Regions from separate parts of the Mus musculus genome. Here region 2 is linked to region 1. A link is a loop called in an ENCODE intact Hi-C map of the cell type or tissue named here. Cell type or tissue: gastrocnemius. All regions are shown on one strand. Each heading gives the region's core, and the rest is flanking DNA. Links, peaks and the distances in the headings are about the cores only.

The links. Hi-C counts contacts between places; a loop is a spot of excess contacts. Peaks named below come from ENCODE experiments on the same cell type or tissue, not always from the same donor. Only the 100,000 strongest peaks of a DNase experiment are listed, where the experiment ranks them.
Region 2: it touches region 1 in a loop (1.8-fold over the local background); 1 of 42 quality-filtered maps calls a loop at or near these places.

What each region holds. Positions count from the first base shown.
Region 1 is chr3:37,842,857-37,848,233 of GRCm38, reverse strand. It overlaps 4930556A17Rik (a long non-coding RNA gene), which reads right to left. Exons shown (of 3, transcript XR_880780.3): 3 at 1-130. Among named protein-coding and RNA genes, the nearest start is that of 4930556A17Rik, 17 kb to the right of the region's middle. In gastrocnemius, for the core only: no CTCF peak of the experiment used is centred there; a DNase peak (open chromatin) is centred at 2,548; H3K4me3 peaks cover 1,391 bases; H3K27ac peaks cover 4,463 bases.
Region 2 is chr3:37,917,669-37,923,045 of GRCm38, reverse strand. The region is part of intron 1 of Gm20755 (predicted gene, 20755); the gene reads right to left. Among named protein-coding and RNA genes, the nearest start is that of Gm20755, 22 kb to the right of the region's middle. In gastrocnemius, for the core only: a CTCF peak has its summit at 3,038 (motif pointing right); no DNase peak of the experiment used is centred there; H3K27ac peaks cover 3,580 bases.

The DNA.
Region 1 (5,377 bases), core at 97-5,096:
AGTCTATGGGCTACGGAGATTAAAGAAAATGTGACATTAAGCCAGGCCCCTTGGTGATGGGACCTGAGCTGCTGACATGCTTCCATCCAGGGCTCTGCGCATGTGTCTCACTCACTCTTTGCAGCTGCATCTAGAGGAAAAGAAGAAAGACAATATTAATTTTATTTTTTCTCTCTGCTTCATAAGAAAAAAATGCTTGACCCATAGTAGTCATATTTTATAAAATCTCAAGAGAAATATGTGCCAGGAAATTAGACTTTATGAGAAGTTAATAAGTAGGTAGAAACATACAGAAGGTCCTGTTTATGTTATATGAATAGGCCATTTTTAGCATCCTTTAATAAGACAAAGGTTCAACTGAAAGAAGCCACTAGCATGTGTGCCTAACAGCAATAGGCACATAGTTTGTCTGTAATAAATGGTACCTGTTAGAGTTAGATCTCCACTATTAAACAGTTACCAGAGGTCATGGACTGTGTTCACCAAGCATGTAAATGAAGTTTGGTGATAAACTTGGTGTAATTAAACATTGTAAGTTCAAACGGTAATTTGTTTCCCAGTTTCTCAAGTCTTGTGGCAATAGATTTCCTGGTCTTTGATCCACAGAAGTCAGGCACGGCTGTAATCAGGATTAAGCATAACACACTTGTTACAATAGGGTTGGCGATGACTCTATGGGTAACTGCACCAGCACCAAGACTGACAGCCTGAATTTAATTCCCAGGATCTACATGATGGAAGGAGATAACCCACTCTTCTGACCTACAAACACACACGCACACACACACAAACACACACACACACACACACACACACAAGCGTGAACATCATGAACCAACCTCCCCCCCTTCATCTATCTTCAGCCAAACATCCTTCAGCCATTCCTGCCAACCTGTGCCCTTTTCCCTGAGTATCTCACTTCTTCCTGATCTCAGGCTGCTCCAGAGACATAATACAGTGAGAGTTACACACACACACACACACACACACACACACACACACACACACACACACACACACCATAAGGAGGAGTATTCCTTACCAAGAGACAACTCTCACAATCAATCACATTATCTAACCTGTCCACAATTTACTCCAAAATAAATGAAGAGCTGAGGGCCTTACTGAGATGGCTCTCAGGAGAAGTCATGACAAGCCTCCGTGAGAACGGTTCACACATTCATCTCTGGGGGACCAAGGCCCAGCTGTAGCCACATCACGGTAGGGCATGGTCTTCTTTCACTATGACTCCACACAAGTGACCCTCAGTGACCAGCAGATTGCAGATAGAAAGCTCCAGTGGCTAGCTGAGCCTGGCACCAAGCCTTTTACTCCCCTTACAAATATTAAACACCTTCCATGACTAGTGGCATTCTCAGACAGCTCCCACACAGCTGTAGCCAGCTGGGCTCAGCTGCAACTGGTCACAGAGTAAGGACCAGATGAGCCTTGTCCACTGAAAACGTGCAGACAGCAGAGCCCTGCACTGCTGAGAAAGCCATGGACCAAGAGGACCAAGAGGAGAGAGTGCATCTGAGGTACCCACATGCCCCTGCTCACATCCTGTAGAGCAGGTAGTCCCCAGAAACAGTGACTTTCTTGTGGCCTTGTTTTTCAGGGTTTCTTCTCAGTGAGGGAACATTTAGGAGGCACTGTGCTGTCCTTAGTTGCTTGTCTCTTTTTCCTCCATCCTAGGCTGTAAAACAGTCATGGAGAGTTAGGGCTCTGGAAAGTGACTTAACAGCTGTAGCTGCTAAGGCCAAGGGATGGAGCTTGCACAACAAGAGAAGGGCAAACTTTTCAACCCTCAGAAAACTGCTTAACATCTTAGAGCTAACACTGTCTTCCCAGTCTCCCATGTACAAGAAGACCTGACGACAACCTTAGGTCACAGTGCAAGTCCTGAGCCAAACAGAAAGTGGCTGCATGTCTTTGAGGTAAAGGCAGGAACAAGTCTGCCCACGTACTTCAATCCTGTTCTGCAGCAGGGTTGAGGTGACCTGTGTCCTGTGTGTTCCTGTCCATCTTTCCTGCTTCCACCCTGGGTCACACACACACACACACACACACACACACACACACACCTCTGTCAGTGAAACCTATAGATCATGTTTAAAGCGTCTAGAAACAGTAATTGAAGAACAGGAAAGACCCCTAATGTAAGGACTATTTAGATTGAAGAGTGTCTGTTAAAAGTGTCATCTCTACAGGCAACTCAAGATGCAGCCTCCTGTTTAACCACACAGACAGGATCACAGGGGGAAATTACCTCAACACGTTCCTATGAGAGCTCGGGCATGCCTCTGTCTTGACTCACTTTTTCCCAGTGTGCCTAAGTCCACTGAAGGTTTCTAAAGAGCTCCACAAAGTCTTGCCTCAGGCGCTGCCACCTGCTAACCATTTCGAGAGACAGTTCCATGCCCTGTTTGCAAGCCTACGTTTTCATTACTGAGAGCCAGTGCTCAGAGCATGGCAAAACAGTTTAGTTCATGATACCTCTAAAGATTATTTCCCACTGACAAATTTGGCCCCTGTCCAGAGGATCAGGAAGCTTCTGGAAGGAGTCTGCCTCAGGTTTGCCAAGTCTCCCCTGCTGGGCTAAAGACACCTATTAAAACTCCAGAAAGAGCAAACCTCAGGAGACCATGAAGCAGGGACTGTGGTCCCAAGCGTTTCGAAGTTTGAAATTAATCTGGCCTCCACTCCCTAAGTTCCAGTGCCAGAGGGAGTTTGTTTTGCAACTGTGAATTTCTCACTGTGAGACACATGGGTCCTGGTGAGATCACACAGTGTAACTGTGGCACTTCAGTGAAGCCAGCCAAGTTCAAATCCACTTGGCTTTCCTCTTCTCCCAACATCCTTAGTTCGCACCCGCAACCGTGGCACTAAGAGGTGTTTGTGCAACTCGGAAGTGAGTCTGAAGAATAGGTTCCATTGAAGACGTGCTCGTACTGGACTGAAAATTATAGACTTACAAGGCTTCAGGGAGACAGGAGTGAGAGTCATCTGTGGTTGAAACCCAATAGTCGTTCCTGCCTGGTCTGTGATTTTCTACAGTAATGGGAGTTTAGTCAGGAATTGGGCCATCTGAAACACTCTTACCTCCTAGTGTTTTTGAAGCCAGCTGTAGCCGTTTGTCTAACTTCTGGATATGAACTAAAATGATACTTACAATCTATGACACATGTTCTCAAAAGACAACTCCTTCCTTCTTCCATTCCCCGGAAACTGCTATACTAGAGCTCTCCAGGATTCATGGCCACTTCATGGTCCTATAAATAGAGGCTGTGTATGATGGAGCACCAAGCCAGGGGATTCATGTATCAGCCTTCACACTAGCTTTTTATTTCTTCTCTCTGGGCACGCAGCAAAACAAAAATATCTCCTCCTGAGCTTCAGAGCTATTCTCGCCCAGCTCCTCTCCGGATGTATCATCCAACTCCATCTTCACTGGGCCTCCACTGAAAATGTTTCCAGATGCAATTTGGTTCTGTTTGTTTATTTGTTTTCTCAACTATCTCCATGGCTATTAACTGTAAAAATAGTCTACATCTGTCATTGATTTTTAAACGTCTGCATATTTATTTTCCAGGCAGAAGAAAACGAAGTGCTTTTTCCTCTTCCTCGCTTTGTTATTTACTCTCTGGCCATGTGTCTCTGTTCTTTCATCCAGTCTGGAACCCTGGGAGATCTCGTCCATCTGCAGGATTAACATTCACGCAAACAGCCAGAGTGTGTGCGAAACACAGCATTCCCACCGCCGCCACAGTGTCCTCGGAAAACTTTTTTTTTTAAAATATCAGCTTAAGTACAAAGCCTTTGAATGGTTAAGTGGGATCCAACCCAACAGTCTAGGCTCACTAAAAACTTACTGAGGACAAAAGGCAACAGCTTACAGAAGAGTGTGTGTCAGTGTGAAGAGATAGCATCGTGGAAGATCATTCATGGTCAAACAATGTTTGTTATGTGCACACATACATACTTGCTTGTGTGCACACACACTCATGTATACCATACCAGATCAAAAATGGCTTCTGTTGTGTGTACTTCTTAATAACTATTGGCAGAAGTCATCAGCAAAGCTTCCTGGTCTACGCTGTATTCATCTGTTTATCTTTTCTGTCCTCCTTCTAAATCACCAGAGAGAGAGAGAGAGAGAGAGAGAGAGAGAGAGAGAGAGAGAGAGAGAGAGAGAAGTAGAGAGACCCTAAGAGTGTATTAAGTAGAGAAGGATCTTTTCCATACTCCCAACCCAAGAGACTGTCACACATGAACATGGCCTCTGCCCCTCAAGAACAGTACCTCAACCCAGCGATACGAGATCATTCCACAAAGTAAACAAAGGACTTTTTCCTCTTCTTCACATTACTAACTCTCCTGTCATGTCTGCTTCAGTTGGTCTATGTAGTCTGGAAGCCCTGGAGATCTCTCCCTTCAGCAGGCTCCTCTTTCTTACTGCCGTACTACTCAGTACTACCTTGAATGACAGAACAGTTAGAAAGAGTCGGGCTTTAAAGCTGAAGACTATTAGTTAAGGAAGTAAACCCACCCCTTTAATAATCCTCTCCCTCTCCCCTCTCCCCTCTCCCCTCCTCCCTCCCTTTTCTCCCATGCTGTCTGAAACACAGCAATATTTAAAATTCATGCAAAAGTGGGTGAAGGTGTCTGTGATGAGGGTTGTCAAGTGGAAACCACAAGGCTGAGTCTGGGTGTGGCCAGTTGAAGGTCAGCCTTTGCATCTGGAAATGAAGCCTTTGGAGTAGGTCGTTTCTAGGCTCTCTTGGTGAACTAACATTTTATTAGTCTGTTATTATGAGTCTTTGTCAAAATAATTTAAAAATACATCGTTATTTTTTCTTACTCAAAATCTGGAGACGATGGCATATTTGTATTCACGTCTTTGGCGTATGACTCACTAGTCGAGTGACTTTTGTCAAGTCTAAGTATATTAGCATTCATCTACACACAGTCACCAGTGCTTCTGAGAAAATCATTTAACATGTGGGGACAGAACTCCCACCAAAGGATTGGATTTGTTTCTCAGTTCCATGATTTTATGATTCTCCAAAAATGGATTGCTGAGTTTAATACATAATAGAATTTCTGTTTGTGGGGGGGAAACAGTGGTTCTGAGATAAGGTCTCATGAATCCCAGGCTGGCCTCGCGACTTGTTACATAGCCGAGAACTTTGAATTTCTGATCTTCTGGCCTCCACCTCCCAGGCTCTGGGACTATAGGTATGTATTGTTGCTTTCATTCTCTGCAATGCTGGTGTTGGAGCCAAGGCCACAAACTGAGATTCTAGCATCCTGGTTTAGCTATGCAAAGTGAAGTATAGACCAATCTAAGGACTTTTACAAGGACCCAAGGTTATCA
Region 2 (5,377 bases), core at 169-5,168, 75 kb before region 1:
TTCCCCTAACACATCCTCATCACTTCATAATAGTCAGCTTTTCCTTTATTGTAACAAAGTTTAACTCATAATGTCAGAGGTCTTATTTCATAGTTGATAGCCCCAGTGCTTCTAGTCCAGTGGCAAGACCTCACCTCGTCTTGGAGAGCTCAGAGGGGCCAAGCCATTCACCGCATGACAAGAAGGAAAGAAGGAGTGCCCCCACTAAATCCCTGAGAAGCACAGCCCAGTGACCAAATATGCAGACGACTTCCTTCTGGGACCCGCTTTTCAAAGTTCCCATCATCTCCTGGTAGCACCAAACTGGGGCCCTTGGGAACATTCTAGATGTAAACTGCAGCATTGACAGCTGCTGCCCCTTGCTTCAGTGCAAATAACTTCCCTGGGGGATTATCAGTCTATTCTGTACTACCCATAATAATTCAAGGGAGGAAGGAAGAAATGAAAAAATATAAAAGCCACAAATAACTGTCTTACCCCATTAGGAATACTATCAAATCACCATAAATGGAATGGCTTAGGAGCACTAGAAAAAGTTCTTAGAATTCTGGAGTCTATGGCATCCAAGATCAAGCTGTGGGTACATTGGGTGTCTGGTCCATATATGGAAGCTTCTGGCTAGAGGACATCTCTGAGGCATCTTATATGAGGGTACTAAACTAGCCCCTGGGGATTCCTCCCAGTGACCAGATGACTCTCAAAGGGCTTGCTTCCCATCACAGGCTGCATGAAAATGAGAATGTAAGCACAAGACTGGGTTTAAGGAGTGGAGACAAAGTACCCAGAACACAGCAAGGATTACAGCGATTCAACCAGTGTAACACATGGGAAACAGATCTAATAAACGGTTTGTGGTAGTTACCATCAACTTTTAAAAATAAAACAAACAAGGCCTTTAGTTTTAGATAGGAACAGATGGAAAGGCTAAGCACACGTTAAATATTCTTTAGGCCCATGCCTTTCCCAGCTCATAGCTGTTATATCTTAGACGCCCGTTCATTTCCCAGATAAGCTCTGTTTGCAAAATGCAGACAAAGCTATAGTGGCAAAATGAACTGTAACTGAGGTAGCATCCCCAGGCCAGTGTTCTTCTGAAAACAGGCATGTGCCGGCACGAGTATCCACCATTCACCAAACACTGAGAGTCACTTCTGGTATAACTGCCTTATTCCTACCAGAGTAACACATGGTGCCTTAAAAACAAACAAACAAACAAAAACCACACAGATATTCCATCTTACATCACTAGAAATTTAAAATCTCCTATGACCTTCACTGGACAGATATCAAGATTCCAGCTCCTCTGCATTTCTTCCTGCAAGCCAGGGGCAGGGGTAGACCCCATTTTCCTGCCTTTCTTGGCTTATCCAGGCTGCCAGTATTCTTCAGTGGGCAGTCTCCTTGATTCATTTTCAACATCAGCACAATCTTATCTCTTTCATCATCCACCCACCCCCCATCTCTGTCTCTGAAGGCAGCCAGGAGATAGTGTCCAAGTTTTAAGGATTGGTGACGTTACATTACCTCCCAGGGAGGATCTGGACGATGCTCTTTTCCACAGTGACACTGAGTTCCTCTTCTGCCCTGTAAGACTGCACATGTGTAGTTTCTGCACATTGGCATGGACAGTCGTGAGAGCCATTGGTTTAACCGCGTGGCATTTTTAAATTTTGCTACCAAATTATGGTTGGGCAGGAGAGGCTTGCATGTGCAAACACAGATTAAGGCAGCATTTCTCTTGCATGCTGCTTGCTCTGTTTAGCCCATGTCAACCTGCCATGTCCCCTCTCCCTTACTATGTTGCAAATTGCTGAATCAACCTCGTGATTCATTCACTCTGTCAGTCTTTCCCTCCTCAATCCAGGGTGGCCTGCCTACTAGTGAACCTGGAAGAAACCCTGTCGGGAGGATGCTTCCCAGACACTCAGAAATCAGTCTTCACTGGCCCTGAATAGGGCCTGCTAGGGTCATAAAATCATACATGTAAGTTGCTGATTAATTTCAGACCTGGGACAAGGGGCTGAGGTACATATTTAGCATACCAAAGTGAAACTAGCATCCAGGTTCTCCCAGCATCCCTCTGTGCCTACTTGTTACAGGGCATGCCTGGCATACCCTGCCCTCTATCCTGAACTCTCCAAACCAGGGGCTGGGCTGCCCTTCCCCCAGAAACTCTTTCCTATATAATCCAGACGTTTTGCATTTTGGTCTCTCTTCTCCCCTTCTCCTTCTCCCTTCTCCCTTCTCCCTTCTCCCTTCTCCCTTCTCCCTTCTCCCTTCTCCCTTCTTCTTCTCCTTCTTCTTCTTCTTCTTCTCCTTCTTCTTCTCCTTCTTCTTCTCTTTCTCCTTCTCCTTCTCCTTCTCCTTCTCCTTCTCCTTCTCCTTCTCCTTCTCCTTCTCCTTCTCCTTCTCCTTCTCCTTCTCCTTCTCCTTCTCCTTCTCCTTCTCCTTCTCCTTCTCCTTCTCCTTCTCCTTCTCCTTCTCCTTCTCCTTCTCCTTCTCCTTCTCCTTCTCCTTCTCCTTCTCCTTCTCCTTCTTCTTCTTCTTCTTCTTCTTCTTCTTCTTCTTCTTCTTCTTCTTCCTCTCTCTCTCTCTGCATTTCATTCTCTCTCACTGCATGTGCACATTCTCTCTCTCTCTCTCTCTCTCTCTCTCTCTCTCTCTCTCTCTCTCTCTCTCTCTCTCTCTCTCTCTCTCCCTCTCTCTTGTCTGTCTCCCTCCCCATGCCCTCATTCTTTCGGACCAGTAGACCCACCTGAGAACTGCTTCCCAATATACATGCCTTTATATACTCTGATCTGACTAGAATTAGGTCATTTCACTGGGGGAGAATAACTTATCTTTCAGTACCCTTGAAAATGACAAAATTAATAAATGACCATCTATTTTTCTCAGAATAAAAATATGTCCATTTATGAAAAATAAAGTTTCAAATTTATCAGAAAAAAATAATCTTAATTTGAAAGTTAAGTGGGTTGATAATTGGGTTTGAATATAACTTCCCCCCATAGGCCATGCATTTGTACAGAGACGCCAGATGGGGGCACTGTTTTGGAATATCTTGGAGCCTTTAGGAGGTTGAGCCTTGCAGGAGAAGTGGGGCTTGATGTTTGACAGCTAAGCCCTACTTCCTGTTAGTCCTCTGCTTCCTGACTACAGACATAAAGTGACCTCATGTGCCACAAGGATGGATTGTATCCCTTCTTAAGCTTCAGGCCAAAATAAACCCTCCGTCCTTTCAGCTGCTTCTTTTCAGGTATTTGGTCACAGCAATGGGAAAAACAACTTCTACAAGTGGGTATAAAAACTGCTTTTAATCTGGCAGAAACTAGAAACCAGGCGTGAGTGGCCAGGAACAATAACTTTCAGCTTAGCATAGACACTAAAGGTCAGAGAGTGAAGTAATGTGTGACAGACAAGAGAGACCAACTGTGAAGCAGGAAGCGCTTAGGACTAGACAAATAATCCTTGCATTCTAATTGAGTGGACCAAAATGTCCTAATTTAGCCATATGCTGGCCCTAACTGAAAAAGGTGGAGTTCTTAGAGTCATAGTCCCTCAGATCTTATTTTTAAGGATGGATCCTGGACCTATTTCCAACTCTTATATTTGTCTGTCCACATTTGTGTGACAAGTGTTCTGTTGGCCTCTGTCCTATGCAGAGTTTTCTGCTACATAGTTCAAGACTGCCTCTTGGAGGATAAAAATCAAAACCAATGACTGCAGCACTCAGTGTCTTAGGAAATGAGACCCCCACATGGGGCCCTAAGCTCATCACACCAATGATACTGTTCCTACGTGCCATGGCCTTCTTTCTGTTGCACACACAACCTTGGTTATTTCCATTCCTGAAGACTTCAGTGTTGCTTCTTCCAGAAGGCTGCCTTCTTATCCTTTTCCAGGTTGACTGTTTCCTGTGTTGACTGTGTTCCACTGTGACCCTCATTTGAGGTGACCTCCACAATAACTGAAGCACTCTATGAGGTCACTTCATCCTCACCCCTTTGGTATTTGCAAGTCTTCAGTTAAGTATGTATCTGGGGTTTGTTTCTGTTTACCAGAGAATAACTCCATGAGACAGAGCTTGACCCTTACATCCGCGTTCATCAATGGTACAAAGTAATACATGTCATTATGCCACTTCAACGTTTGTATCCAATGTTGTGTCTATAGATACTCATTGTCTTTGCTTGTCATCCTACCACAAATACACATGTTCACAGGTATACACACATACATGCACATATAAAATAAATAATTAAAAGAATTTAAAGTGAAATGTGAAGTCAATGGTGCTATATTTCATTTGACTCAATATGTCCATGCTAGTATGTTGGAGTTTTGTTTTGTTTTGTTTTGTTTTGTTTTGTTTTGTTTTGTTTTGTTTTGTCAGCTTGACACAAGCTAAGGTAATCTGGGAAGAGAGAATGCCAATCAAGGAATTGCTTCCATCAGATCAACCTGTAGACAAGTCTCTGGGGGCAAGGTCTTGATTAATACTTGACATAGGAGGTCCTCAGCCCACTACAGGTAGCTCAGGCAGGTGGTTTTGGACAGCATTATGATGGGGGTATGTAAGCCACATAGACCTTTTATTCCCCAACTTGCTTCTGGTGAATATTTTAATCTTGATGTTTTAATCATCACAGCAATAGAAAGCAGCTAGAAGAATGCCCAAAATGGTACCATTTTCATGCACATTCAACGACAAAGTTCAATTGATTTCAGTGTGTTAGGCTTCCACTCGTCACCCGTGCTCCGGTATCAAGTGGCCTTTATGTGGCCAATAGCTACCATGTCGCACAGTGCTGGTTTAGACACATCGAACACACCTGTGGAAAGCCTGGCTCATCGCAAAAAATCTCATCGACTATTTAATTTTTAATGTCAGGAGGAAACTTGTGAATCACTTGTTACTATAAACAACAGTAACTGAGTGAAACTTTAAAACATCGCTAAGATAAATGGTTGTCTCTATTTATCACAAAGCTACTGCCTGTTGGTGAGTTCATAGTTGTATATTTTCTACAGTGAGACTCTGCCAACGACTTCATCTATCCGAAGAACCTGCACAGTGTGTGTCTCGGTGTGACCGGGGTCAGCATTGGCTGCTCTTATAGCTATCATAACAGTGGTTAGCCATATAAAGGCCATGTCTATGAATGCAGGAAGTAGAAAGCAAAACATTTATACACAGTAGGCTTCAGAATCTTTCTAGAAAGCTCAACAGCCAAGAAATTACAACAGCCTGAACTGGAAACTCAGCACAGAAGGATGGCCGAATGCAGAATGAAATATCCCTGACTCTAGTTTTCAGATGTCTGAGAGTAGTTGTTTGATCAGTCCTGAGTGTCTGGACTATGAGCCTGAGACATGT